Linked DNA regions of Homo sapiens: regions 1, 3, 4, 5, 6 and 7 are each linked to region 2. The links are chromatin loops, found by intact Hi-C in ENCODE. Cell type or tissue: A673. All regions are shown on one strand.

What was found. Peaks named below come from ENCODE experiments on the same cell type or tissue, not always from the same donor. Only the 100,000 strongest peaks of a DNase experiment are listed, where the experiment ranks them.
Region 1: a loop joins it to region 2, with 3 times the contacts of the local background. A loop is called at or near these places in 8 of 110 quality-filtered maps.
Region 3: a loop joins it to region 2, with 13 times the contacts of the local background. A loop is called at or near these places in 54 of 110 quality-filtered maps.
Region 4: it touches region 2 in a loop (7-fold over the local background); 16 of 110 quality-filtered maps call a loop at or near these places.
Region 5: it touches region 2 in a loop (4-fold over the local background); 9 of 110 quality-filtered maps call a loop at or near these places.
Region 6: it touches region 2 in a loop (5-fold over the local background); 24 of 110 quality-filtered maps call a loop at or near these places.
Region 7: it touches region 2 in a loop (2.8-fold over the local background); 18 of 110 quality-filtered maps call a loop at or near these places.

What each region holds. Positions count from the first base shown.
Region 1 is chr2:195,402,794-195,406,793 of GRCh38, forward strand. No RefSeq gene overlaps it. Among named protein-coding and RNA genes, the nearest start is that of LINC01825, 130 kb to the right of the region's middle. In A673, a CTCF peak has its summit at 2,063; no DNase peak of the experiment used is centred here.
Region 2 is chr2:196,066,883-196,070,882 of GRCh38, forward strand. It overlaps DNAH7 (dynein axonemal heavy chain 7), which reads right to left and starts at 1,955. Exons shown (of 65, transcript NM_018897.3): 1 at 1,815-1,955. The coding sequence starts at 1,829. RefSeq lists enhancers at 1,247-1,296, 1,777-1,866. In A673, CTCF peaks have their summits at 109 (motif pointing left), 1,576 (motif pointing left) and 1,776; DNase peaks (open chromatin) are centred at 129, 1,569 and 1,979; H3K4me3 peaks cover 1,168 bases.
Region 3 is chr2:195,662,542-195,666,541 of GRCh38, forward strand. The region is part of intron 1 of SLC39A10 (solute carrier family 39 member 10); the gene reads left to right. Among named protein-coding and RNA genes, the nearest start is that of SLC39A10, 7.3 kb to the left of the region's middle. In A673, a CTCF peak has its summit at 2,151; no DNase peak of the experiment used is centred here.
Region 4 is chr2:195,320,715-195,324,714 of GRCh38, forward strand. The region is part of intron 1 of LOC105376755 (a long non-coding RNA gene); the gene reads right to left. Among named protein-coding and RNA genes, the nearest start is that of LINC01825, 210 kb to the right of the region's middle. In A673, no CTCF peak of the experiment used is centred here; no DNase peak of the experiment used is centred here.
Region 5 is chr2:195,936,472-195,940,471 of GRCh38, forward strand. DNAH7 (dynein axonemal heavy chain 7) reads right to left here. Exons shown (of 65, transcript NM_018897.3): 20 at 128-321. Among named protein-coding and RNA genes, the nearest start is that of DNAH7, 130 kb to the right of the region's middle. In A673, a CTCF peak has its summit at 2,007 (motif pointing left); a DNase peak (open chromatin) is centred at 1,960.
Region 6 is chr2:195,568,970-195,572,969 of GRCh38, forward strand. LINC01827 (long intergenic non-protein coding RNA 1827) reads right to left here. Exons shown (of 2, transcript NR_187191.1): 2 at 662-893. Among named protein-coding and RNA genes, the nearest start is that of LINC01827, 3.5 kb to the right of the region's middle. RefSeq lists an enhancer at 1,252-1,842. In A673, no CTCF peak of the experiment used is centred here; a DNase peak (open chromatin) is centred at 1,552.
Region 7 is chr2:195,496,391-195,500,390 of GRCh38, forward strand. No RefSeq gene overlaps it. Among named protein-coding and RNA genes, the nearest start is that of LINC01825, 35 kb to the right of the region's middle. In A673, a CTCF peak has its summit at 1,949 (motif pointing right); no DNase peak of the experiment used is centred here.

The sequences.
Region 1 (4,000 bases), 660 kb before region 2:
AGAGAATGGGCATTATTTGACGTATCTAGTGAATCTCTAGAAGATCTCACTCACAAGCTTTATTTGACCTGACCTGACTCAGAGCTCATCTTGTGCAAACAGCCTTTTCCCCAGGAACGTTTGTCAAAAATAAGCACAGACAATTGTTCAACATTGCAGCTGCCTGAGATATTGAATAAGAGTTGGGACTTAATGATGTACTTTAATTCCTGTAAGTTTTCTTTACCCCATTCTTTTTTTCTTTTTGTTCCTCTGACTGGGCAGTTTCAAATGACCTATCTTGTTTGTGTGTTTGTTTGTTTGTTTTGAGACAGGGTCTCACTGGGTCATCCTGGCTAGAGTGCAATGGTGCCATCTCAGCTGACTGTAGCCTCAGCCTCCTGCGTTCAAGTGATCCTCCCACCTCAGCTGGCAGGGTAAGTGGGACCGCAAACACACGCCACCACAGGTACACACCACCATGGCCAGCTAATTTTTTTGTTTGTTTGTTTTTTAGAGAAGGAGTTTCAGCATGTTGCACAAGCTGGTCTTGAACTCCTGGACTCAAGCAATCCACCCACTTCAGCCTCCCAAAGTGCTGGGATTACAGGCATGAGCCACTACACCTGGCCTCAAATGACCTATCTTCAAGTTCACTGATTCTTCTGTTTGACGGAGTTTGCTGTTGAAATTCTCTGTGAAATTTTTCAGTTTAATAACTGTGTTTTTTTTTTTTTTTTTTCTGAGACAGGGTCCAGCTCTGTCACCAGGCTAGAGTGCAGTGGTGCAATCACAGCTCACTGCAGCCTTGATTTCCTGGGCTCAAGCAATCCTCCCACCTCAGCCTCCTGAATAGCTGGAAACACAGGTGTGAGCTACCACGCCTGGCTAATTTTCATTTTAATTTTTTGTGGAGACTTGGTTTCACCACGTTGCCCAGGCTGGTCTCAAACTCCTAGACTCGAGTGATCCAACCACCTCAGCCTCCCAAAGTGCTGGGATTACAGGTGTCAGCCACCATACCTGGCCCAATAGTTGTGTTCTTTAGCTCCAGAACTTATGTTTGGTTCTTTTTATAGTTTATATCTCTTTATTGAAATTCTCATTTGGTTCATGTATTGTTTTCCTGATTTTATGTAGTTGTCTATCTGTATTCCCTTGTAGCACATTGAGCTTTCTAAAGATGATTGTTTTGAATTCTTTGTCAGGAAGTTTACAAATATTCATTTCTTTAAGGTTGGTTATTTTGTTCCTTTGACACCACATTTCTGATCCTTGCAGGCATGCTTTGGTGCTGCCCATTTGAAGAAGTAGGCATTTATTTTAATATTTAAAGACTGGCTTCATCGGGGAAAGTCCTTTCCCAGTCAGTCCATCCAGAAATTCTGGGCTGGCCATCTGGTATGGTCAGTGAACAGGTTTGCTGCTAGATCCTTCAGGCAGGCTTGCCTGGTACTTGGGTCAGCAAGTTGGAAGGCCACATGCCTGGGTCCATGGGGTTAAGCCTGGAGCCTTGGTCTACTGGGGTGGACATGGAGTTTAACACCACAATGAGCTATCACTTCTCGTCTGTTAGAATGGCTATTATCAAAAAATAAAATCAGAAATAACAAGTGGTGGAGAGGATGTAGAGAAAAGGAAACTTTGTACACTGTTGATGGGAATGTAAATTAGTATGTATGCCCATTATGAAAACAGTATAGAGTTTCCTCAAAAAACTAAAAATAGAACTACCCTATGATCCAGCTATCCCATTACTGGGCATATATCCAAAGGAAATAAAAATCAGTATGTCAAAGAGATATCTGCACTCCCATGTTCAATGCAACATTATTCACAACAGCCAATATATCAACCTAAGTATCAATCAACAAATGGATAGATTTTTTAAATGTGTGTATATCCACAGTGAAGGAAGTCCTCTCATTTGTGACAACATGGGTTAACCTGGAGGACATTATGCCAAGGGAAATAAGCCAAGCACAGAAAGACAAATGATCTCACTTCTATATGAAATCTAAAAGTCAAATTTATAGAAGCAGAGATTAGAGTGGTGGTTATTAGGGGCTGCAGGGGGCGACTGAGGATAGAGATTGGGGAGATGTTGGCCAAAGGATTCAGAACTTCAGTTAGGAGGAATTATTTCAAAGAGATCTATTGTACAATACTACAATGACTATAGTTATTAAAAATCTATTGCATACTCGAAAATTGCTGAGAGTAGATTTTAAGTATTCTCACCACACACACACAAAATGTGAGGTAATGCATATGTTCATTATTTTGAATTAGTCATTCCACAATGTATACATATTTCAAGACCCTGTGTTGTATACCGTAAAAATATACAACCTGTATTTGTCTAACTAAAGATTAATTTTATTTAAAAGATTTGAGACAAACAATAGACTAATCAAAAAGCTTACAAGGAAAAGCTGGGAAGGAGATATCCATAGGGGCCTTTGAAAAGACTCCTGGGAACTAGAAGTTCATGTGCCTGTGTAGGTCATCCCAATTGCCTGAACTTCTGCTGTAATTATTGCCAAACCACATCATTTTAAAATTATATGGAAGCACATATGACAATTATGTTAGTTTCATCTCTCCAACATTATATTAACATCTAATTTTTGTGTACCACTGACTATGCTCCAGGAACTGTTGTAAGTGCTTTAGATGTGTTGACTCATTCTCATAGGTTAAACATTATTGTTACTCTCATTTTACATAGGAGAAAACTGAAGCTTAGAGTTTTTAAAATCTCAAGGCCAAAAAGCTATGAAGTTTTGGAACTGGGATTCAAATGCCAGTCTTTCAGCTCAAGAGGCCATTCTTCTGAACACCAAGGTATATCTCCTCTAGCTTGGCCTCTAGCTTATAGAAAGGGCAAAGGCTTTGGAGTCAAAGACTTGTGGATATGCCACTTTCTAACTTGGGGAAATCATTTTATCCCTCTGAGGGGTCAGGCTGATGCTACCACCTATTTCATTAAGATATTACAAAAATTAAATCCGAGTGTGAATAGAAATATACTTTGTGTATTGAAAAGTGCTAATAAAAAAAATTCACTCATTAAATACCTGGATCATGGGGAAGGTAAGAAAAACTGTATGGTAGAGCAGAGTTAGTAAGACCTGAGTTTGATTCTGACTTGAACAGTTGCTATTTCTGAGACCTTGGGCAAATCATTTCATCTGTATGGGTCTTAGTTTTGGCATATATAAACAAATGCACCTCTGAGTTCTGAGGGTTAACAAGAAAAAATAAACAAAACACCTGACAAATACAGCAAACTCAATAAATACCATGTCCCTTCCTACTCTCTTTCAATGTCACAGAGCAATGCCCTATTTCCACTCACTTAGCTTTTCTACCTAAACTTGTCAGCTTCTGACATATTACTTACTGATTTGTTTCTCTATTTTGTTTATTTTCTGTCACAGGTAAACCCCTTGAGAGCCAGAGCTTGTGTTTTTCTTTACTGCTGTATTCCTAACACCTAGAACACTATCTAGAAAATAATAAGTGTTCAGTAAATATTTATTGAAGGACCCATTATTATTATTTATTATTATCATTATTATGATCAGTGTCATGGGCTATATAACTGCAATAACAGCACAATATGAGGCAAATATTAATTAAGTAGCATTAAAGTGTATAATATGCTCTCAATCCAGTTTTCTTGAAAATTAATTTTCAGAGTACCTGAATCAGACTCATTTTTGGTACTCATTACATCAGAATTGCCAAATCAAAAGAGAGTTATTCCAAGAATTTAACCTTTAAATATATTTCACCTTTTCTTCCTTCTGTTTTCATATAATCCAGAGTCTTGTTTACCAACCATTTGAACATTCTACTACTTAAAGTAGTATAAAGTTTTGTTATAATTTGGATGAGGCGAAGATAAGGCTAAGGAGAAGATAAATTTTAAATTCAAAGGTTGGCTCTGAAATTAATTTTATTTTCTTAACTATGTGTACATGGATTAAAGCCAGAAAAAAAATTTATAACCCAG
Region 2 (4,000 bases):
CTTTCATCCTTCCAAAGGAAAGCTACACTCTAAATTAGCATAAATGAAATTCTCAAGATTAGTTTTTAAATTACAAATCAACCAAAACAGTGATAGAGGGCCCTCTGCTGTTCAAAAATAGTAAGTGGAAAATGGAAATCATGTCCATTCTTTTAAGATCCCGCTGCCTCTTCAATAAATCACAACCTTTCTGGAGGGGGAGTGAGAGACTAGGGTGTCATTTCCCAACATCACTTTTATAAAGATGAAGCAAAATTTAGAACTTAACGGCTGGTGGGTTTTTTGTGGATACTTTTTAGTTGTAGATGGGTAAGTTAGGGGAATTGTGAAAAACAGCTATTGAGAAATACCATTGGAAATGTGGTAAAAGTGTATTTTAAACTCTAACAACGTAGGATATGGTTCAAGATCTGGCCGAAGACTAACTTGGGCAACAAGCAAAGAAGCTGCTCAATATATAATAATGGTGACAGTAACAAATGTTATTTTTTAAATCTGATTACATTAATATCATGTAGAAAAAAACTAGTAAGATCTATTAAACAATTGCTCAGTGTTTTTGGTTACTTGTATCTGAACTTTTTGTTTTTTGCTTGTCATTTACTCTTTTATTATTAATACCAATACTAATTATACTTTAGCATATGAATCAGTGTCCATTTCTTAGTTCTTAAATTATACTTATTTTTTTAAAAAGGTTCAAACCAAATTTTCTTGAGCATTTCAGGTATTAATTACTTATTTGATGAACTAACCAATCAGGATCTTCACATAGTTCTGTTAGTAATGTACAACTCAATGGATAGGAGACTAAATCCGTTTTAATACTGTTTCCACAATAAATTCTAACACTACCGAAAAAAGCATTATAAAGCAATAAAAAAGAAATAATTACCGTTTAATATTGTTTAAAAGCTAAATGAAATTTGCAGGCTTAAAAACAACTGTTTTTCTTCCAGGAGGTTTATAGAGTCCTTTTCCTTATTCATCACTACGTAGAAAGCTAGAGTTATTTTCTAGCTAGCCAGAATAATGACCACGTTTAATATCTTCCCATTCTGTGCTGATATTAAGACGACTGACCATTGTTCTGCCTTTCTGTTAGTTGCTCTTAAGTTCAATAAAGAAAGAATTCTTAGAAGAAAAAGGAGAGAAAGACAGAAAGGAAAAAAACGAGAAAAAAAGAGAAAGAAAAGCAGCTATTGCAAAGTGCATCTTTTATCACATACCATGGAATATCATCTTAAGAAGTGCCATATGTCACTTACCAAGGCCTTTCATGTATAGTATAATATTGTATAGTTATGGTATGGCATGGTATCTAATTTGAAATTGACAACAACCTCAAAAAGAAGAAAAGTTGTTCTGATGTTTCCCCCGCTCTGCATAAGAGGTGGGAGAACTAAGGCTTACAAAGACTAAGAGATTTGTCCAAAGTCACATGGCTAGGAGTTGGCTTCGATTCCCACCTTAGAACCCAAACCCGCTGCAACTCCTCGCAGAGCCGCCTCTCACCCAAGCACACCGCCATTAGCACTCTGGGGGTGCTCTGGGCTGTGGCTCCCCCTGCTGGCGCGCCGCTAGGCGGCTAGGTTTGGTTGTTATGACGACCAAGGGCAAACAGCTGGGAAGGGAACTTATAAGGGCATTCACGGAAAGCGCTCAGTAACCCAGGCCACAAGTGGGGTGAAGGAAGCTGTACACCGCGGAGTCACAGCTGGGGAGTTCGCTAGGCAGGAGGGGCTTCCACCACTTCCGAAACGCCTGGGAAGCGTCGCGGCGGCGGCGAGCCTGGCAAAGAGCAGCCCTCTCACCTGCTCACTGCTCATGGCTGCGAGGACGCGCTGGCCTCACCGGTGCTTCTGGGTTGCTCCTGCCCGCGGAACCCCTAGGACGATAGAGGCAGGGCCCCGGGACTTGCAGCGGTCTCAGCTCCCTCCGCACCAGAGCCGTCTAGCGTCCGGGCAGCGTTTGTTGCTAAGCAACGGGCCCGCGCAGGTTCCATTTCCGGTCATCTGTTCCTTCTGGGGCTGGACCCGGAAGCTGGCGCGCGGTCCCGCAAGAGGAGCTTTCTGGGGCGCTGCTGCCAGTGTTGTGAGGTCTAAGGTGTGCGTTGAATAACCAAAGACACTGGGTGGGTCTCCTCCAATATCCTCTGATTACTGAAGTAGATCCTCACACTTCCGCACCCTCCTTCTAAATAAGCCGGATGCCCAGGACTGCTGCCTTAACCCCTCAGAGGTCTCGGAGAAACACTGGAATGAAATGATTACAGATTTCATTGCTAATGTGGGCGAGTGGAGTAATGCGAGGCAGGATCCAGTAAACACCTTTCATTATTCATGTGCTTCCAACCCCTGTGCTGTTGACTCTTCCCACACTCCAGAAAACTATCCTTTGGAAGAATACCAGTAAAGGAACCTTCCAACAATTCTTGAAACCAACATTCACAGATGGTTTACTACATGAAAAGTGGTGTGCTAAGCACAAATGTGACCAAGACATCCATTCGCCACAGGCTGGGGGGTGTCCAAGCCAAGCACTTACCGTGTAGTGGAGACGGTGCTAAGAATGGCAGTCCTCAGTGAGAACATAAAGCACCAACTAATTTTCTCATGGAGGGCATGGAAGGGATGTGGAAGCTGAAATGTGAAGGAAGAAGAAATGCCAGGCAAAGAATGCCGGGCAAAAAGCAGGTCACATACAAAGGCCTGAGACAAGAGAGCATAGCTATTGGAAGCAGTGAAAATGGTTCTGAGAGGTCGATGAGTAGGTTTGGATAAAGGGGATTGGAGCCAGTCTAGAGAAGAAGCTGAGGTGATAAGCAGGTGATATATCTTAAAGGACCCTATAAAAGGGCAGGAGTTTGGATGTCAAAAGCAACTGACCTCCACTGAAAAGTTTTATGCTAAGAAATGGCAGAATTCCATCCTGAAATTAACAAGGAACCCCAAGGGGTCATAAATAGCCAAAACAATCTTGAAATTAAAGAACAAAGTTGGAGTACTCACACTTCTTGATTTCAGAACTTACTACAAGACTATAGTGACCTTAACAATTTATTTTCAACAAATGATGCTGGGGAAACTAAATGTCCATATGCGGAAAAAAATGCAGTTGGACCTTTACCTAAAAACATCATATACAAAATTATCTCAAAATTGATCAAAGATGTAACTGTAAGGTCTTAAACTATAAAACTCTTAGAAGAAAACTTAGAAGAATCGCTTCACGACATTGGATTTGGCAGTGATTTCTTGGACATGACACCAAAACGACAAGGAAAAAATAGACAATTCGGCTGCATCAGAATAAAAAACCTTTGTGCATCAAAGAATACTCTCATCAGTAAAAAGACAATCCACACAGGCCGGGTGTGTTGGCTTACGCTTGTAATCCCAGCACTTTGGGAGGCCGAGGCAGGCAGATCACGAGGTCAGGAGATCGAGACCATCCCGCCTAACATGGTGAAACCCTGTCTCTACTAAAAACACACACAGAAAATTAGCCGGGTGTGGTGGTGGGCACCTGTAGTCCCAACTACTCGGGAGGCTGAGGCAGGAGAATGGCATGAACCCAGGAGGCGGAGGTTGCAGTGAGCCGACATCACACCACTGCACTCCAGCCTGGGCGACACAGTGATACTCCGTCTCAAAAAAAAAAAAAAAAAAGTCCACAGAATGGAAGGAGATATTTGCAAATCTGATGAGGGATTAATGTACAGAATATTAACAAGTGTTAATGAGGATGTAGAGAAATTGGAACTCTTGTGCACCACTGGTGGGAATGTAAAATGGTGCAGCTGGTATGGAAAACAGTATGGCAGTTCCTCCAAAAATTAAAATAGAAATATATTATGATCCAACAATTCCACTTCTGGTACAAACCTAAAGAAGTGAAAGCTGGGACACAAACATACATACATATATATATACATATATGTATATATATGCTCATATTTATAGCAGCATTATTCACAATAGTCAAAAGGTGAAGCAAC
Region 3 (4,000 bases), 400 kb before region 2:
GGGATTACAGGCATGAGCCACCGTGCCCAGCCTATGCTATTACTTTAATATCTATAAATAAAAAGAAACAATTTCAGATATTCCTTGCCTTCCCACCTCTAGGCTTTTTTCTAAATTCACTTTTATATATTTGAATTTTTGAGTTTTAAAATAGTGGTTTCCCCTATAATTGTCTGCTGGATTGGCACTTTAAAAAAAAATCTGTAAATTAAATTTGGATCAGCAAACTATGGGCCAAATATCCCTGCTTCTGTAAATTGTTGGAACAAAACTTGCTTATTGATGTGTGTATTGTCTATAGCTGCTCTTGCGGTAAAATACTTTAGTAGAAAAATGTTCAGTCAAATGATCAATTCATAGGTAATGTGAATTTGCAGGTGTTCTTTACCTACATAGTAGAGAAGCTTTTTGTCTCTTTCCGCTTTCCATTTTTCCTCTGCAGAGGGAATTATGCTTTATTATGCTTGGAGTCGGAAAAGGAATGTGAAGCCCTTGGCCTTCAACTGTTGGTTACCACCGAACTGTCACACTGTTTGTAGCTACTTATGTAGCTCTCTCACAGTTTACCTTTTCTAATTGAAAAGCTGATTGTGTCTTCCTTGTAACTCTCTCAGAGCAGGAAATGGATCATATTTTTATGCCGCCTATGTCTCATGTCTTCTTTCCCTTCCCCTTTCCCTCCTATCTTCTCACTCCCCTCATAAAGCAATTCAAAACTGCATGCTTACAGGCCTTTAAACAAATATTTTGGTATATTAACTCAGTGCACTTCTACTGAAGATGACTCCTTACATTATTTTGCTTGCATGTGAAGAAATATACTTTGCACTGTGTTATAGAGGAACATAGCTTCTTGATGAAAGGGGCTAGGGAAAGATTTATTTAAATACTTTATCAATATAAATGAAACAATACATGGTGTGTTACTACATTATAAAATGAGATCAGTAAAACAATGTAAGAAAACGTAATAATAAGATAGTATAATATACACATAACGTATTCTGTGTATATATACATTATAAGGCAGTGAGATCATGTTTTCTATTCCCATGGACCTTTTTTAGAAAAGCATATCATATTTTCATAATTTTTTAATGTTTGGAATATACTGTTTTTAAGATTTTGATTTTATGGTGTTTCAAGAATATAGAAGTTATGAAAAAAAAAGAAATAAGAGAAAAGTAAATTGTATATTAAAACAGAAAAAAGATTTGGGTTTTAAATTAGGATAGTCTATAGTTTTTTTCTTTTTTTTTTTTTCAACTTTTATTTTAGATTCAGGGGGTACATGTACAGGTTTGTTACCTGGGTTATATTGTGTGATGCTGAAGTTTGGGGCATGAATGATCCTGTCATCCAGGTACTGAGCATGGTGCCCAACAACTAGTTTTTCAGCCCTTTCCCTCCTCCTTCTCTCCCGTTTTTTCCAAATAAAGTGAATAATTGAATGTATATAACATCTTATGAAAGCACATACAGTGTACATATAGAATTTATTTTCAAGCAAATAATCATGCCAGTTAAAAATTGAAAATCAGAAAGGTATGCTAAAGTTAAATCACTGAAATATATTAAGAAAAAAGTTCTTTAAATTCACTGTAAATATAATTTCATGGAATATATAATTTCTAAAACAAATTCTTAAATCTTTTTCTGTGAAGATTTTTGCGTAAACACAAGTACTTAAGGTTTTTTAGTTAACTGATATGTGTGTGAAAGTGTTGGATGTTAGTGCAACTGACATTTTTCTTTTTCCTAAAAAAGAAATAGATGTTAGGGGTTTTAGTTTTTTAGGAGTTATTTTTAATTATAGCTTTTCTTTTAAAAAAAAATAAGAAAATATACACTAAAATATGGGGAGAAAAAACTTTTAAAATTTAGCAGCAGTCATAGAAGAAATTGCAGAAACCTTAATAAGTTTCATTGCATGTACATGAAAACATCTATACATGAAAGGGAAAACATGATCAAAATAAAAAGGAACAGAACTGCAGGGTTTTTGCAGAAAATGTGACTGAATCATGTTATGTAAAAGCTCATATATGTTGGAAAAAATATTGAGACATCAGGAATAACTTTAAAAATATGAATTAAAAATAAAGTAAGACCTTTTATTTATTTAAAAATTTATAATAATGTGAATGAGAGTGCTATGATCATACTGCTGGTGGCAGTATAACCAAGCTTAATTTCTCTAGAAATCAATTTGGAAAGTAAGTATATGACAAAACCTGAAAAGTGTTAAAGTTTTTATAGTTTTTCCCCTCATCTTGGAATTCATTCGAAGCAAGTAATCAAAGATAATAGCACAAATTGGAATTAAAATGTTTGCATATTGTGTTTCAGACTGCAAACAGGCTGGGTGCAGTGGCTCACACCTGTAATCCCAGCACTTTGGGAAGCCGGGGTGGGAGGATTACTTAAGGCCAAGAGTTTGAGACCATCCTGGGCAACATAGGGAAACCACCATCTCGACAAAAAATTTAGCCCAGTGTGAGGTCGGGCACGGTGGCTCACGCCTGTAATCCCAGCGCTTTGGGAGGCTGAGGGGGGCTGGATCACCTGAGGTCAGGAGTTTGAGACTAGCCTGGCCAACATGGCGTCTCTATTAAAAATACAAAAATTAGCTGGGTGTGGTAGCAGGTGCCTGTAATCCCAGCTACTTGGGATGCTGAGGCAGGAGAATTGCTTGAACCTGGGAGATGGAGGTTGCAGCGAGCAGAGATTGCGCCATTGCACTCCAGCCTGGGTGACAGAGCGAGACTCTGTCAAAAAAATGAATAAATAAAATTAGCTGGGTGTGGTGCTGCGCACCTGTAGTCCCAGCTATGTAGGAGGATGGCTTCAGCCCAGGAATTTGAGACTTCAGTGAGCTATCATTGCACCACTGCACTACAGCCTGGGCAACAGTGGAAACCTGCCTCAAAAAATAAATACTTGAAAAACCCACAGACAAATGCTTGTGAAAATCTTAAAGCTAGAATTCATTTTCTTCCACATGTGACATTATTTTATTGGTTTGTCAACTAAAATTTAATTTATAATTGCCAACTTTTAGGTTTTTTTCAAAGTTATACATGAATATAGTTTAAAGAATCAAATAGTTGTGTGAAGTTTCTTGGGGGGAAAAATCAGTCCCCTGTCTGTTCCTTTCATATTCTGCCTAGAGAGATAAGGAACCCCTTAATTCCTTTAGTTGATTATTTTGCTATTCATTACCATGTCTCCAGATAACATGTTCATTACTTGCAGCTGATTTTCAGTTCTAACCATTATCTATTTAATGAAGAATGATTTTAGTGCTCTTTCACTTCTGTGCATACCTTCCTATTTCCTGTACTCCAGTTTCTCCGTACAATTTTCATTGTAATTTTGGTTTAGAACAGTAATTGGGGTTACATTTTTATGCTATAAATATTATTTTATACAATGTGCCATTGTAATAAATGACTACTTTCCTGCACAACTTTGTTTTTTCTGGTAATAATTAGCTTGATTTTTTTGTCCTTTTATTTAATATGCATATATTAAAAGACCCCAGCTCTGTGTTTCTGAATGTAGCTATATAAGAAAGGGGAATGTGGTCAAGACTCTATGTTCAAGAATTTTATGTAGTTTTAAAAAATTAATTGGACAGAAAGCTCCCATGTTGGGGAATAAGTAGCCTCTGTGTTGTCTGAAACATAAAAAAAGTCAATGTTATACAAAGATTGACTTGGAGATTTTTTGATTATTTTTTTCCCATGACGTCATGGAAAAGAAGGATCATTTTAGCTGGCAGTTTTTACAATGGCAAGCTGGTATAAAATCAAGGATGTATAACAGTGACAAGACACTGAAAAAGGGAAGGGTGAAAATGCATGGAATAATAAAGATTTGAGGTAGTGCAGCAGTAGCTATTTTTAGAATAAAGACAGCTGTCAGTGATGAGTGGAAAGAGAACAATAAGCTGTTGCCAGGCTGGAGTATAGTGGTACGATCACAGCTCACTGCAGCC
Region 4 (4,000 bases), 750 kb before region 2:
CAATGACTTTGACCATGTACAATAGCTGTGAGAGCTGTTAATTATTATCCTTATAGTTCAGGATGTGGTTAAATGACTTACCTAAGATGTCATAGGAAGGTGGTGCCAAGATCAAAATTAAAATCTTCTAACTTCCTAAACTGTGCTCTTTCTAGGAGGCCATTGCTCCTTATGATAAATACATTAAAATTAGCATGATATTTTGAGCAAGGTCATTATCACAGGAAGTTCTACAATAATTATAATGATGCTGACACTTGGTAAAATATTTTTGGAACTCTTGTTTTAAATTTCTCTTTCTGGGAATATAAGAAAATCAGTCTCATTACATGTTTCATTCAACAGAGATTTATTCAGTATCTGTCACTTGCATGCACTACACTGGGTGATATTGGGATATAAAGATGATCCAGTTGGCAAGAAATTTACAATGTAGTAGGCACAATGAGAAATGTCGCACTGGTGCTTTTTTACTTAATAGATTTGCATGGACATTGTATGGGCATAATGCATATTGTACTTTATTGAATCTAAAGTGTTATTAAACACACTATTTTATGTTCCAATAGGAGAAAATCACTGACAATTAAATTGTGACAAGTTGCTTTCCCATAATTTAAAAATAGTTTACATTTATTCTAAGAGCCATTTAGTCTTACTTTGACAGAGATCTTTTTTAACATATTAGTCTATTGCGTATATAAAAAGAAAAATACAGCAAAATAAATTGGTTAAGGCAATAATTCATAATCACCACAACTGCTGCCTCATCGTTGGTAACTGTAAAACACCAGTGATTATTATATATTCTCCAAGTTGAGAGTTAAAATGTAATTTAAAAAAGGATTTTTAGAATCATTTAAGGGCATATTTTCTGATCAGTTTCTAAAACAGTCATTGTGTAATGGAGCTAGAACAACTCATGAAAAAAATGATACAATGCTTTAACTCCTTTATTTTTGTCTTTGGGCGCTATTATTAATCACCACAGTAGTTGAGAGCATGCATTACAGAGTCCATGAGGCCCAAGTATTGGTTCTACTGCTTACAAGCTATGTGACTTTTTGGCAGATAAATGACCCTTTCTGAGCTTCAGAACCCCCACATGTAAAAATGGGAATAATGAAATAATGAAATTAAAGCATTAAATGAAATAATGTACTAACACACTTAACACATAGCCAGTAGTACTTTTATATTTGAGTGTGGCTAAGCTCTGGTTATTCTTCTCAATAAAATAATGATAACTAAACTGTTGAGTGCAGGAATAGTTTAAAAGGCTGCTTTCTCCCCTCTCCAGTGATAGAATGTGCAGCATCACCCTTTCAGCTGACTCTTGAAAGTCTTGGATCCCACTTTCACCAAGGTAAGAAAAGAATTAACTGCTCTGGCTTAAAGCCATTCCTGAGTAGCTAACAATTGACAATAAGAATAAATAAACCTGAGAGAGAAATTCAGTTTCCAAATTCATCCCTTATCTTCAAACATTTAAATATTAAGAAGACTATACAGAAGCATGTTTATCCCTAATATATTCATAAAGTCATAATCACAGTATTCCAAAAAAACTGAATTTAAACACTATCAAGTAAACTACCCCAGTCAGAAGAGGTACAAACTGAAAAAAATTAAATAAAAATATTGGAAAGCCTGCCGTCTCAGATAATGTGAGCACCAGAATCATGATAATGAAGAACAGTTCAGGAAAAGCAAGCAAGGCAGAGAATCTAAATCAGCTGGTTACAGTTAGCTTCTGGGTGACGGATAGCCTGGCTGCTGCCTTTGCTTCCCTAGTCCACCTCTGTGAGGGGTGGAACCAAGCCAAGCCCATAAATCAGACACAGCCTCGAGGTTGAGACTTGTTAATAGAACATAAAGACAAACTTCAGAGACAACCTGCACCTCTCAACCCTCCCTAAGGCTGGCAAGGCCAAATATCCTAAGGCACTGAAAGCCGTTTCTAGGTCACTTTCTGAGTAGGAAAGGAAGCTTTAATTTTAACTATTCCTCCGCTCCAGATGCCTGATTACCATCATTAGCACTTACCACCTATTATATGCTTTTTTAATTTAAAAACTATATAAAATTATAAAGAACAAAAATATTTTACTAATGCAATATAAGCCTTAGTATTTCTGAAAATGTATTTATCAACTGTGAACACTTTCTAGTCATTTTCATTGAAAAAGAATGCAAAATAATCCTATGGATAGAAGTAAAATGGACAAATAAACTAATATTTGTAAAGGTGTACAGTATTTATTTCCACTTCACCAGAGGGAGTACATATGTCTGTTTCATTATTCATATGCCACGATTTTAGTTTTCCTGCTTGCTAAATATAAAGAATGTTCTAAGCCCCCAGGCAACAGATTTCAGTAAATGATGGCTGAAATTCATTCACTGCATTATAGCAAAAAAAAAAAAAAAAAAAAAAATCACAGAAGATGTGAGTAACAATGTTCAGGGTTTCCTTTTCCGTGGAGCATTGTAACTACAATTCCTTTGACATCAAGAACTAGTCAGCCTTTGTGTATTATGAATGCTTATACAGCAAATTAATATAATATGAACTTTATGTTAATAAAAACAATTTTACCTATGCCTCTGTTCTCAAAGGTGAAAAATCACTTAATAGGTGGTCTACCGTGAACCTAAATGTTGTAATAAGGTCAAAATGATAATAAAGCAATTTTCACATTAATAGTCTTCTCAATGCTAAAATCATAATAACTCTCTGGATTGTTCTCATAAGAAGCTACCTTAGTTTAAAATTCAAGATACAAAATCAAGCACAGTTCTTTCTGTACAGTTGTTTTTTAGTCTCTCCCTCAAGTAGCATATTTTTAATGCCCTTTTTAACTTAGACATAATGAGAAACGCTACATGAAAATATTAAACAGATTTAAGTTTCTGATCTATTCATGGCCTTAGGTAGAAAACTTACATTTAAAATTATCAGTGAAGAATTAAAAACTATTTTATTAAGGCTATCCATTAATCCATGTCATCCTGATCTGGTCTAATTACAACAGTAAATTCTGTCCATGCAATATTACATTTCAGCTCTGAAGAAGATTAGGAATGTCACTGATGTAGCATAAGCACACTCAAAATGGAGGGAAAATATTTCCCACAGAATGCCACTCATGATGTCCTGATTATAATATGCAGGAGCTTTTAGTTTGCTTTCAGTGTCCCCAAAACTCATTTTGGAAACTTAATTTCCAGTATGGCAATGTTGGGGGATGGAATATGTGGGAAGTAGGCTCTAATAGGAAGCTTTTGGGTCATGAGTGCTGCCCTTCTGGGTGGCTTGATGCCATTCTTGCAGTAGTGAGTGAGTTTTTGCTCTCCGGAGACTGGATTAGTCCCCAGAGACTAATCCACAAGAGTAGGTTTCTATTTTAAAAAAGCCCAGCCTCTTTTTGCATGCACTTGCTTCTCCTTCCACTTTCTGCCATGAGTTTAATTCACATGAGACCCTCACCAGACAGGCTGCCCAGCTTTGGACTTCCCAGGCTCCAGAATCATGAGCCAAATGAACTCCTTTTCTTTCTAAATTGCCCACTCTCGGGCATTCTCTTATGGGAACACAAAATGAACAAAGACAGTTTTGAAGCTTCCAAGGCAATGAGAGAATAAAATCAGTAGTGAGAGAGAGGGCTATCAAGAAATATATGAAGGCCAATGAAGTAAAGATCATCAGGTACATCTTGGGCTGTTGTCAAGGCATTTTTGCCCTATCTGTTGTTCATTTGAAAATGGATATGACCTGATTATCTCTAACAGAAATCTCATTGAAAAATATATTTCTCATTGGCTCTGACACAAGCCTGAAATATACAAAATGCTAACTCCTTTAGGTCAAAATATACACTATTTTTTATTTCAGCCATTATCATTTTGGTTTCCATTTGTTGATTAGATTTGCCAGCAACTTGATAGAGCTGCAAAATATTAGTATAGAGGTGAGGAAAACTTTGATGACAAAAGGAAG
Region 5 (4,000 bases), 130 kb before region 2:
ACTTGGAACATTCTTGTAGAAAAAATATTATATAAACATGATTATATATATTTATGTTCTACTTTGTTCTAAAAATTAAGTTTAAGCAGATAAATTTAGTCATGTATTCTACATGTAAATTACTTACCTAGTGGGATCTTTAGTCTCAGATAGTATCTCAAGAAGTTCATCATTGGACAAAAAAAAGAATCTGGGGAAAAAGAGGCGTTTCTTTTCCAAATATTCATTAAGTCCTTTAAGAATGAGCTCCAAAAGTTCATTAGATTTTTTCAGCCTTTCCAGCATTCTGTCAATGGTTACAACTGTCAGAACATGTTTATCCTAAAAATAAAAATAAAAAACACTCAATTCAAAAATATTAGATACTAACTCTATTTATATTCATATTATATTTGAGATTATATGTTTGTAATCAAACAAAGGTTATGTAAATTTTAAGGGGAGTATTTGTTTTTTAAAAGTAGTCTTGCATATTCTAGGTCTACTTGGCCTCTCTGATTCTGTAAAAGTCACATTGATTTAATCCTCAGCCCTGTTCATAACGATTCTCATTCTAAGTTGAGAAGTGTAAGAAACAGAAAATGAGAGAGAGAGAACACTGCCTGAACTCACAAGAAGGACAGTGGAAACAAACTGGTATGAGATATTTTCTTTTGTATTTTATTCTTTGAGGAAAAGAATTCTAAACAATAAGTCATCATTATAATTATTATTTTGAATTTTATTGTTATGAATAATAATAACATAACAGAATCCCTGTTTTATAACTACAGAGAAAAAAGTAAGGGTTGAGGAAATGAGGAAGAAAGCTTTCTAAGAAGATCTTACATTGTAAACAATGACCCTTGAAACTACTTTATAACACTTCTTGCTGAAGGACTGAAGTTCAAGGTGTGCTCTTCCTGAACTCTCTAGAGACAGACTGTTCCACCTTTAAGGCATGGTGAACATTCTCACTTGAAAGTGTCACTGTGAGCTGTTTGCTTTAAAGTGATTCAAACACAATCAAATATTTTTAAAAGAGCTTTCTTTTATCCTGTGTATTCAAAATAAGAATTATAACCAAAAGCTGATCTTAAAGAACTCATATTTTTTAAAAAAAGTAAATAGAGTTTATTGATTTCTCAAAATATCTATACAGTAACCACCAAGTTTATGAAAATCTTTAGAAATACATATAAAAATACAGCCTAGATATAGTTGAAATAGAATTCTTTTTACTTTTTTTTCTTTAACACATGGTTGATGTCATCTGGGTCTATTCTTGGTCTTATAATTCCAAAGTCAGTGTTCACCACTGACATCATTGACAATGTAAGGAAAGTTCTTTACTTAATAAGCTTGAAGGTGTTGAAAAAACAAAAAAGGTGCTAACACAACAGAGATTTCAATCGCCAAGTAGCACACCTCATGAAAATACACCAGACATTTATTAATGTAACAGGGCATTTTAGGAAATTTATATGAAATTAAATCAAGAGAATATTGTTAAAAACTAAATACTAAATTTCAAGATTAACTAATTAGATATTTTTGGTATTTAGCCATGACTGAGAGATAACCAAAAATGTAACCAGTAAATTTTTTCCTATAGGAATTTTATTCAATTGCAGGAGTCTCTAAAGTATGTTTTTGTGAACATACTTTGAATGTGTCTGAAAAGGAAAGATACAATTTTTGCTTTTTTTGGATTACAACAATGCAATTTGGAAACAGCAATTTAATCAAAGAAAATAATTATCATTACTTGTTTCCTCAATAAAACATGAATATATAAATCATATAATATAATTAGATCAATTTATCTTTAAAGGTGCATAATTTTTAAAAGGAATTTTATTATGCTTCTTGTTTTATGTTTCAAATAGACATTCACACACACACACACACACACACACACACACACACACAAACACACACAGCATAACAGACTCAGGCCATCATGTTCGCCTAAATCCAAATATCAAAATAATGTTCTTAGAGTGCCACCTTCTGGAAAAGTATGCCTGTATTTGTTTGGGGAAAAAAGCTGAATTGTGGCTAATAAATGTAAAAAACTCCTTTCACACATGAACAGTATTTGTTATTCTCAACCAAAAAAATTATTGCAATGTTTCCATTCTTAATCTAAGATTTGAAAGCTAAAAACTCAGTTATTTAAACCAGTATATTCCATTTGCTAAATATTATAATTGCCAAAATAACAAACAAACAACAACAAACCATGGAAAGAGCATTCAGGTAAACTTTTTTTATTATTGAATTTCCAGGGTCAAACCTATTTAACCAGATTAGCTTAATAACTCTGAACCAAATATGCTACTTTTAAATGAACACAGGCAATAATCTATGTATCTTTGTATATGGATTTAAGATTTTAAAATAAAAGTAATCATCTTATGACTGGCAACTCAACTACCTTTACTCTCTCCCAGTGAGAAGACAAACATAATAAAGACTGTATCAGATAAAGAAAGGGGCCCAAGTTGAACAGACTTGGTGTCTGTCCACACTCTATTCCCCACTACCTGTGCGACCTTAGATCATCTGCTTAATCTGAGTCCCTTTTTTATTATCTTGAAAATGGGGATAAAAGCCCTCTCTCAAAATCGGTATGAGGACTAAATTAGATAATGTATTTGAAGTGACTAATATGGTGTCTAAAACACACAGACACTTGAAGCGACCCTTTTACTCCCCCTTTCCTTCTCCTCACCCCAAAATTGTCTGTTAGAAAGAGTGCAGGTGGGGAAGGATTGACTCTGGGGAAAGGGGAAAATGAAGCATTTACATCACTCCATGTTTTATGGAGTTAAAATGAACATTTTATAATCTTCCATCCTTCAAGAAAGGTATTTATCATAGTAAAATAACACTGACTTTAAATTCCTCTAAGAATCGCCATCAAATCCTGGTACAGAGTCACCATTCCATGTTGAGTGCTTCAGCAAATGCAGGATGAACTGCACTTGGGCTCATACAGGGAAACTCAAGGAATGTACAAGCCTCCATGTCACAGAAGGCTGGTACTTCATAGCTATGTCCTCAGAACATAGCAATAAGATGTTGTAACAGGAAGCTACTAGAAATTTGAATCTTAGTATGACTTCTTTGACACTTTAATTACTTTCTGTCTCCTAAAGGGGAAGAATTGAATTATTAATTGTCATTTTTTTGGTTAAAAGAACACTGACTGACAATTTTTAAGTGTCTTCTTTTACTTCACAACCACCCACCAATCTCATCAGCTCTAGTGATGATCTACTAGGTTTACATTTCTAAACCAAATGAATGTGATATCAGGGGCCCGAAACATTGAGTATATAGAGAGCTTTCTCATTTCTGCTACTAGGAAGTTTCATAGAAAATACGGTTTTGTCACTGCTCAAAGAAATAAGAGAGAACACAAACAAATGGAAAAAAATTCCATGCTCATGGATAGGAAGGATCAATATCATGAAACTGGCCATACTGCCCAAAGTAATTTATAGATTCAATGCTATTCCCCTCAAGCTACCACTGACTTTCTTTGCAGAATTAGAAGAAACTACTTTAAATTTCACATGGAACCAGAAAAGAGCCCTTATAGCCAAAACAATCCTAAGCAAAAAGAACAAAGCTGGAGGCATCATGCTACCTGACTTCAAACTATACTACAAGGCTACAGTAACCAAAACAGCATGGTACTGGTACCAAAACAGATATATAGACCAATGGAACAGAACAGAGACCTCAGAAATCACACCACACATCTACAACCATCTGATCTTTGACAAACCTGATAAAAACAAGCAATTGGGAAAAAAATCCCTATTTAACAAATGGTGCTGAGAAAACTGGCTAGCCACATGCAGAAAACAGAAACTGGACCCCTTCCTTACACCTTACACAAAAATTAACTCAAGATTGGTTAAAGACTTAATTGTAAAACTTAAAACCATAAAAACCCTAGAAAAAGAAAACCTAGGCAATACCATTCAGGATACAGGCATGGGCAAAG
Region 6 (4,000 bases), 500 kb before region 2:
GAAGGCAGCATGCTCGTTAAGAGTCATCACCAATCCCTAATCTCAAGTAACCAGGGACACAAACACTGCGGAAGGCCGCAGGGTCCTCTGCCTAGGAAAACCAGAGACCTTTGTTCACTTGTTTATCTGCTGACCTTCCCTCCACTATTGTCCCATGACCCTGCCAAATCCCCCTCTGTGAGAAACACCCAAGAATTATCAATAAAAAAATAAATAAATAAATAAAAATAAAAATAAAAATAAAAAATAAAAAAAAATAAAAATCAGGCCACAGGTGGGGAAGAAATCACATTGTAGATTAAAGTTTACATTAATTTTAAGATCCAGGAGATTTTCATGGTGGTAATTTAAATGAGACAACTAAACCTATAAAATTTCATGAGACACTCTCAAGCTTTGATCAGATTGGAATAGAAGGGGATGAACTGAAAGTTTTGCTAGGTTGGTTAGACAAGATGTAGGGGAAAACCTGTTACATAGGCCACGTGAGGCCTAATAACAAACTTGGCAGAACTGTCTGACAATGACACCAAGTGAAACGCTCCATTCAGCACCACCATTGGGAAATCTAGGACTGGTTGCATGGAATTTCTGGCCTGACACATAGAAGATCTCCTACAGAAGCCGCATGTGGACCAAGAAAGACATTGACAGGACTCTGTAGCATTTCCTTCAAGTTTATTAAATTGTCAGCTACGTGTATACAGTGGATTGTTCCATTGTTGCATTTCTATTCTTCTCTCATGAAAGTTAAGATTCTGAAGATACACAAAAAGGTGAAAATGCCTTTCACACAGGAATCCCACTCAGGGATCCTCTTCCTGTAGTTCTGCGGTTTTAGTAAGGGCTGCCATTGCCTCCTCCTGTTAGAATTTGCAGCAGAATCCTGTGGCCTGGGAGGAGGAAATGCACTATAGTGAATAGAAAAAAATAATACAAAATCCCATAAATAAAATCCCCTCTCTTGCTTTATAACTTCAGTCAAGAGTGACTTGTGAACTAGTAGCAGAGCTCAAAAGACAGTATACAGACTTTTTTCCAGAAAGAATGCTGGGACAGAAGTTTTTAGCATTTCAAACACTAAAATAGACCGAAGAAATTCAAAAAAATAATGTGCAAAATATCGTGGGCTTCAGTTAGCAGAACTGATTTGCTTTCTATAGCAGCAAAATTAGATGTGACTATCTTCAATGCTATGAACAATGGAGCTTAGCTACATAGCTCATATTTGTGCTAATTTCAGTGCATTAAAAGGTTTTTCATTGTTTTTATTGTTTCAAGCTACTCATAAATATGCACACTCAAGTAGCTGTACTGAAAAATTATGCCATGTTTGATGAAAAAGCTTCTTAAGATCACATACAATTGGTATCTCCGACACTTGAAAGATATCCTACATGTGAAGCAGTTGCTTTAAACACACACATGCACATACTAAGCTGTCCTCACTAGGAAGAGGCAAGGTCAGACTCCAGCGGGTTCCTGTCTCCTGTAGGGTTTGTCATTAGAGAACAAAGGCAAATTGCCAGTGCTTATGTACATGAATTGTCTTTATCCTCCTTTGTTTTGGTTATGGGGCCTATCCTAGTGATTTTACAAGATGCCTGCTGTGTTCCTGAGAAAATAAAATGTGCAAAGCTTGCTTCCCTTCAGCTTGTCCATACCCATGGAAGACATCTTGAGTGATTAATTGCTGAACTCTTAACTGCTCCTCTCTCCATTCCTTTGGTAGTTTGGTGTTAATCACAACCAAGTTGTCCTTTCAAGTGAAAATGCTGGCAGGTCCCTTTAGGTTTTATTGGGCCCCAGAGACATTTGGCCTAATCTGAATCTAAAGCTTAATTTCCAAAATTTAATCGATCTGATCTTTTTTTTTTAAGCCACTCATACTGACAACAATATAGATGACCTTTGGCCGGGCTCGGTGGCTCAATCCTGTAATCCCAGTACTTTGGGAGGCCGAGGCGGGCGGATCACAAGGTCAGGAGATTGAGACCATCCTGGCTAACATGGTGAAACCCCGTCTCTACTAAACATACAAAAAATTAGCTGGGTGTGGTGGCGGGCGCCTGTAGTCCTAGCTACTCGGGAGGCTGAGGCAGGAGAATGGCATGAACCTGGGAGGCGGAGCTTGCAGTGAGCCGAGATCTCACCACTGCACCCCAGCCTGGGCGACGAAGCGAGACTCTCAAAAAAAAAAAAATAGATAGATAGCTAGATAGATAGATAGATAGATAGATAGATAGATAGATAGATAGACAGATAGATAACCTTTTTAAAGATCCTTTTAGGCAATTTCAGTGGTTTGGGAGAACATTCAGTGCAGAAATCTTTGTATTCTCTAAAACTGGGAGACCTTTTTATAGACTCACACAATGAAATACATTTAGCACTAGAAGGGATCTCAAAATCATCTATTACAGGCCTATTGTTTTATCAGATAAAATTTCCATGATATAATTTTTTTCTAAATATGTATATTTTGGATAAAGTAATATAAGCATATAGTTCAAATGTCAAAAGGTACAAAACACTGAACAGTGAAAAATAAATGTCTCCCACTCCTAGTCACCCAGTTAGCATCTTTGGAGGAAACCACTGTCACCAGAGATAGTCTATGCGTGCTATGATATCCTTTCAGCAAGAGCTTCAGACCTAGCAAGACCAGAGAGGTCATAAATTAATTGTATTTGGAATTATCATAAAGTAATAGTAGACCTTTTAACTTCAATCTCAACTCTCATTACTTACTAACTTGAACAAGTTAATTAATGTCTCTTCCTCAATTTCCTCATCTGTATGATAGAACTAATGATACCCACCAGTCAGGATTGTCAGGATTATGTGAGGTAATGTACCAAAGTCCCAGATACATACCTTAATTTTGACTATGGGAAAATATAATCTTTTTTTTTTTCTTAAATCTATCTGCATTCTAAATGTAGAGGACACAGTTTCATTAAGGTAGGAATGAGGATAACTATACAAAATATATAATAAGGAAAAATATGGTATGATGTCTGTTTGCATAGCACTATCAGTTTATTTTTCCCAGCCTTGATGAAGTTGATTGGCTTCTTCCTTAATCACTTTCATTTCATTAATAGTTGTCTTTCATCTTCTCCAAGAGCACATCACACAACCTGAAAGTCAGAGGTCTCCCTGAAATCCACTACTTTCGAAGATTGTATGCTGATCATATTACTGAGAGAGTTCAAGAGGAGGGAACTTATCACTTAATAAATTTCGGTGATGCAACTAATGTGTCCTAGGCATTCTGCTAGGTGGTACAGAACCAAGCAAAACACAATGGACAAGATGGTACTAACGACTGTTCTACTTAGGGAGCCAGGAAATTCAAGGGATTGCTTTGTCTCCTAAGACCTAGAAAATCATTAATCTCACTCAAATTTAAGAGTTCAGTTACAAGTAAAAGGAAATCCAATCAAACAACTTAAACAACCAAGGGAATGTATTGGCCGATGTGACTGACGAACCAAAAACTGGGCAGATTTTAACAAAACCAGTAGTCCCATAATGTCAATAAAGACCTGCTTTCTTTCCACTGCTGCACTCTATCTCCTGTGAAGCAGTTTTCGTCTTAGGCTGCGTCTTCTAGTGTAGTCAGAAGCAACCACAGTTACATGCTTCCTAGTTCATATCTACAAAAGCAGAGAGTACCTTTGAAGCAACTCCCATGGATCAGACAAGAATTTTCTTTTCCAAAAACTTCAGCAATTGGCTGGCAGTGGTGACTCAGGCCTTTCACCCTAGCACTTTGGGAGGCTGAAGTGGGCAGAACACTTGAGCTCAGGAGTTAGAGACCAACCTGGGCAACATAGGGAGACCCTATATCTACAAAACATCAAAAAAATTAGCCGGGTATGGTGGCCCCCTCCTGTGGTCCCAACTTCTTGGGAGGCTGAGGTGGGAGGACCACTTGAGCCCAGGAGATCGAAACTGCACTGAGCCATGATCCCGCCATTGCCCGTCAGCCTGG
Region 7 (4,000 bases), 570 kb before region 2:
ACACGTTTCACTATATGTGTCAAATAGATGAATGAGCAGTTTGGCTTTAAAAAAAATAAGAAAAAGAAAATGTTCACAAATCACAAGGCTAAAGTTAAAATTGGCTTCTATCACCTCAAAATTTACCAGCCAATCCCAGAGAATGGCGGTTGGCAATACAATAATTAAATATTTCTCTGAACAAAGAAAAGTCTGGAAAAATAACCAGTGATTTTTTAAATGAGTGTATGGTAACTTTCGTCTTATCACTTTGTGCCCTGATTGTAACCAGAAATGCAAAATGCTGTCTAAAACCGTACTCTCCCTACTCCTATATATTTTCCAAATTGTGCATATCTATATAGTCTTCCAAAGCTCTTGGCTCAAATGGCAATTACTTAAAGCTACTGGAATTCCCAGATGCAGCATCTTCACCTTCATCACACTGCAGCCTTTAAGGCTTAGAGAGACACATTATACTCAACAGGAGTGAGGACTGCTAATGGTGGAATGACAGAATGTTAAACCTGAGACACCTAAGAAACTATTTAATCAGCCGCCTAAATTTATATGTAAACAGATCAAGACCCAAAAACAAGAAGCCACTGATGAACATTTACTATTTTATTAAACACTTTCATAAAAAGGTTTTGTTTATAAGGGATTATTTACCATTTTCCCTGTTTTTGTTGATTTACAAGGGTCTTAGTTTCATGCTGCTATAACAGAGTATCACAGACTGAGTAATTTATAAGGAAGAGAAATTTATTTCTCACAGTTCTGGAGGTAGGGAAGTCTAAGATCAGGGCACCAGCATCTGATGAGGTATTTCTTACTGTGTCACCCGGGCTGAAGGGCAAAGAGAAGGCAAGAGAGAGCAAGAGGGGCTGAACTCATCCTTTTATAAGGAATCCACTCATGTGAGAATGGCATTAATCCATTCATGAGTGCAGAGACCCCATGATCCTAACACCATCCATTACGTCCCACCTCCTAACACCATTGAATTTGTGATCAAGTTTCTTACTCATCAACTTGCAGACACATTCAAACCATAGTAACAAACATAAACTTGTTTTGTTTATTTTCCAGTTGTTTCTTTAATGAACAGCTCTTTAGAACCTGTTGTAGCTGGGCGCGGTGGCCCACGCCTGTAATCCCAGCACTTTGGGAGGCCAAGGCAGGTGGATCACGAGGTCAGGAGATCAAGACCATCCGGGCTAACACGGTGAAACCCCGTCTCTACTAAAAATACAAAAAATTAGCCAGGCATGGTGGTGGGCACCTGTAGTCCCAGCTACTCGGGAGGCTGAGGCAAGAGAATGGCGTGAACCTGGGAGGCAGAGCATGCAGTGAGCCGAGATCGCGCCACTGAACTCCAGCCTGGGCGAAAGCAAGACTGTCTCAAAAAAAAAAAAAAAAAAAAAAACCTGTCGTAGTGAACGGCTGTTGATTTTTGCCTGCTTAGTAACCCTCAGTTCCTCTCCAGACATACACAACTCTAAATCACTAACTTTTTCCACATCTTGAGGCTAAGTCCTTGGATGGAGCTGAAACTGTCCTCAGATACAGAATGACTTCGTAGCTCTTAGTTAGTTTCATGCTGCTATAACAGAATAACAGAGTAATTTATAATGAAGAGAAATTTCTGAACAAAGAAAAGTGCCCTGATTATAACCAGAAATGCAAAAATGCTGTCTACAACTGCATTCTCTCTACCCCTACATATTTTCCAAACTGTGCATATCTATGTAGTCTTCCAAAGCTCTTGGCTCAAATGGCAAGGTTCAGATTGGAAAATTGCCTCTGACCCTAGACTTGTTAACTGGGGAATAGACAGGAAAATAACCTCTGACCCTAGCCTGGTTAACAGGGGAATAGACTAGCCCTCTCCACAGTAAATGGTTTGTGGATAAATACATGACCCAATTAACACTAATTGCAGGACTCAGAAGTCCAACTCACAAGAGTCAACAGGAGAGGAAAATTCAGTGGGCCACCAGGGGGAAGCCTACTTAAAAAGTTAGCCAACACAATTAAAAGCAGAGACAAGAGATGGAATGAACTATCCAGCTATGTCTACACCTTGATTTTTATGTTACTTGGGTCAATACACTGAGTTGAGTTTTCTGTCACATGGCACCAAAAGTATATGAACTAAGAAATAACTGCAAAGTGTTGTATGAATTTACAGAAGAAAAACAAATACAGGGTTATAATATAGTATTTGAACACACAACAATAGAGCTTTCCACATTGACTTGCCTTCAATAAAGACGACCAGCCTTCTAAAACTGGAAGCAGTATAAATATATAGTTAGAAAGTTTCTTGGCTCTGGTTTAAAGCAAGGGATCTACTGCCTGAGTTTTAATCATCTGCATTTCTTCTTCTATCCCAGTCTCTAAGAGAAATAAATGCCAGTAAATTGTTCTAGAAAGAAAAAACTTTGTGAATCAAATTTCTATTTTTACTGGCTTATAAAAAAGTTCTTAATATAAAAAGATACTATAATTCTTTAAAACTGCAGCTGCAAAAAAATTAAGGTCAATTGGAAGATTTGTTTTTATTCTTAAGACAAATAAATAGATGACTGTAACAACTGAATACATAACTATCCACAGTTCCTGTGGCCTACAAATGTAGCTACAGAAAAGATGCTGTCCAGCATAGCAGCTTTCAGCTGGGCAGAGTAATAGTGCCCAGCCAGAAAAGCTCAATTTTCCCTTCTCTGTGTGAGATCACTCACCTAATAGAGCTGGAAATAATAATAACTAGCAAAACAAAATGGTACACTGAGATAAGCGCTTTCCAATTTGAACCCTGTTTAAAAGGGAGGATATAGTAAAAATCCTTTTTTAGCAACACTTTTTCCCATCCCAAAGAGCTTTAGAAGGTTTAATGTGCTCTCAGTTTTCTCTGGAGGGCCACAATCCATGAGTCATTTGGCTAAGTAATCTGCGTTCCAGACTTTTCTTTACTCAGAAGAATGTTTAGTTATTGTATGGCCAACTACTCCTATTTAGCTAACTTAGCCTTTACTACCAGGCATTGGCGGGGAAATTGAATTCAAGCATTTATTTGAAGGAGGTAGAGTCACAGTTGTTATGATTATCCATGGCTGTGTCTATATAGAAACAAAAGTTCTGCTTGTAAACATTAATGTAGAAAATTAAATCAACCCAAAGATTTCGGGAGAAAAAAAATACTCTTACTTTTTTAAGTAAGTAAATTGATACCAATGTATTTTTACTATGAATTAGATGGAAAGCTTCTTTACTTTATTTGTATTCTTTACTTATATTCGTAAAAACAGCAAAAATGAATGGAATGTTCCATTAATTCAAAAGTGGATTGACATAGTAAAGATGTCCATTCTCCCCAAATTGATCTATAGCTTTAATGTAATTCCTAACAAAATCCCAACAAGGTGTTTCATAGATACAGACAGGCTTATGGGCACAAGAAGCCGAAATAATTTTGCAAAAGAAGAGTAAAATGACAGGAATCGCTCCACCCAATATTACAGCTTCCTGTATAGCTACAGTAATCAAAATAATGTGGTGTTAGTGGAGGGATAAGTGCGTAGATCCACAGAACAGAAAACCTAGAAATAGGCCCACACAAATATGTCTGACTGTTTTTTTTTTTAAGATGCAAAAGCCATCAATGGAGAAAGAATAGCCCTTTCAACAAATAGTGCTGGAGCAATTAGACATTTATAGGCAAAAAAAATAAAAAAAAAAATCCTCAACCTAATCTTCATAACTTACACAAAAATCAACTCAAAATGATCATACATTTAAATGTAAAAGTAAAACTATCAAAATTTTAAGAAAAATACAGGAGAAAATATTCAGGACCATAAGCTAAATGAAGAGTTCTTAGATTTGATACTAACAACACAATCTATTAAATAAATAAATAAATAAATTGAGCCGGTTCAAAATTAAAATTTTTTGCTTGGTGAAAGTCTCTGTTAAGAATATGAAAAGACAAGCAGCAGACTAGGAAAAAATATTT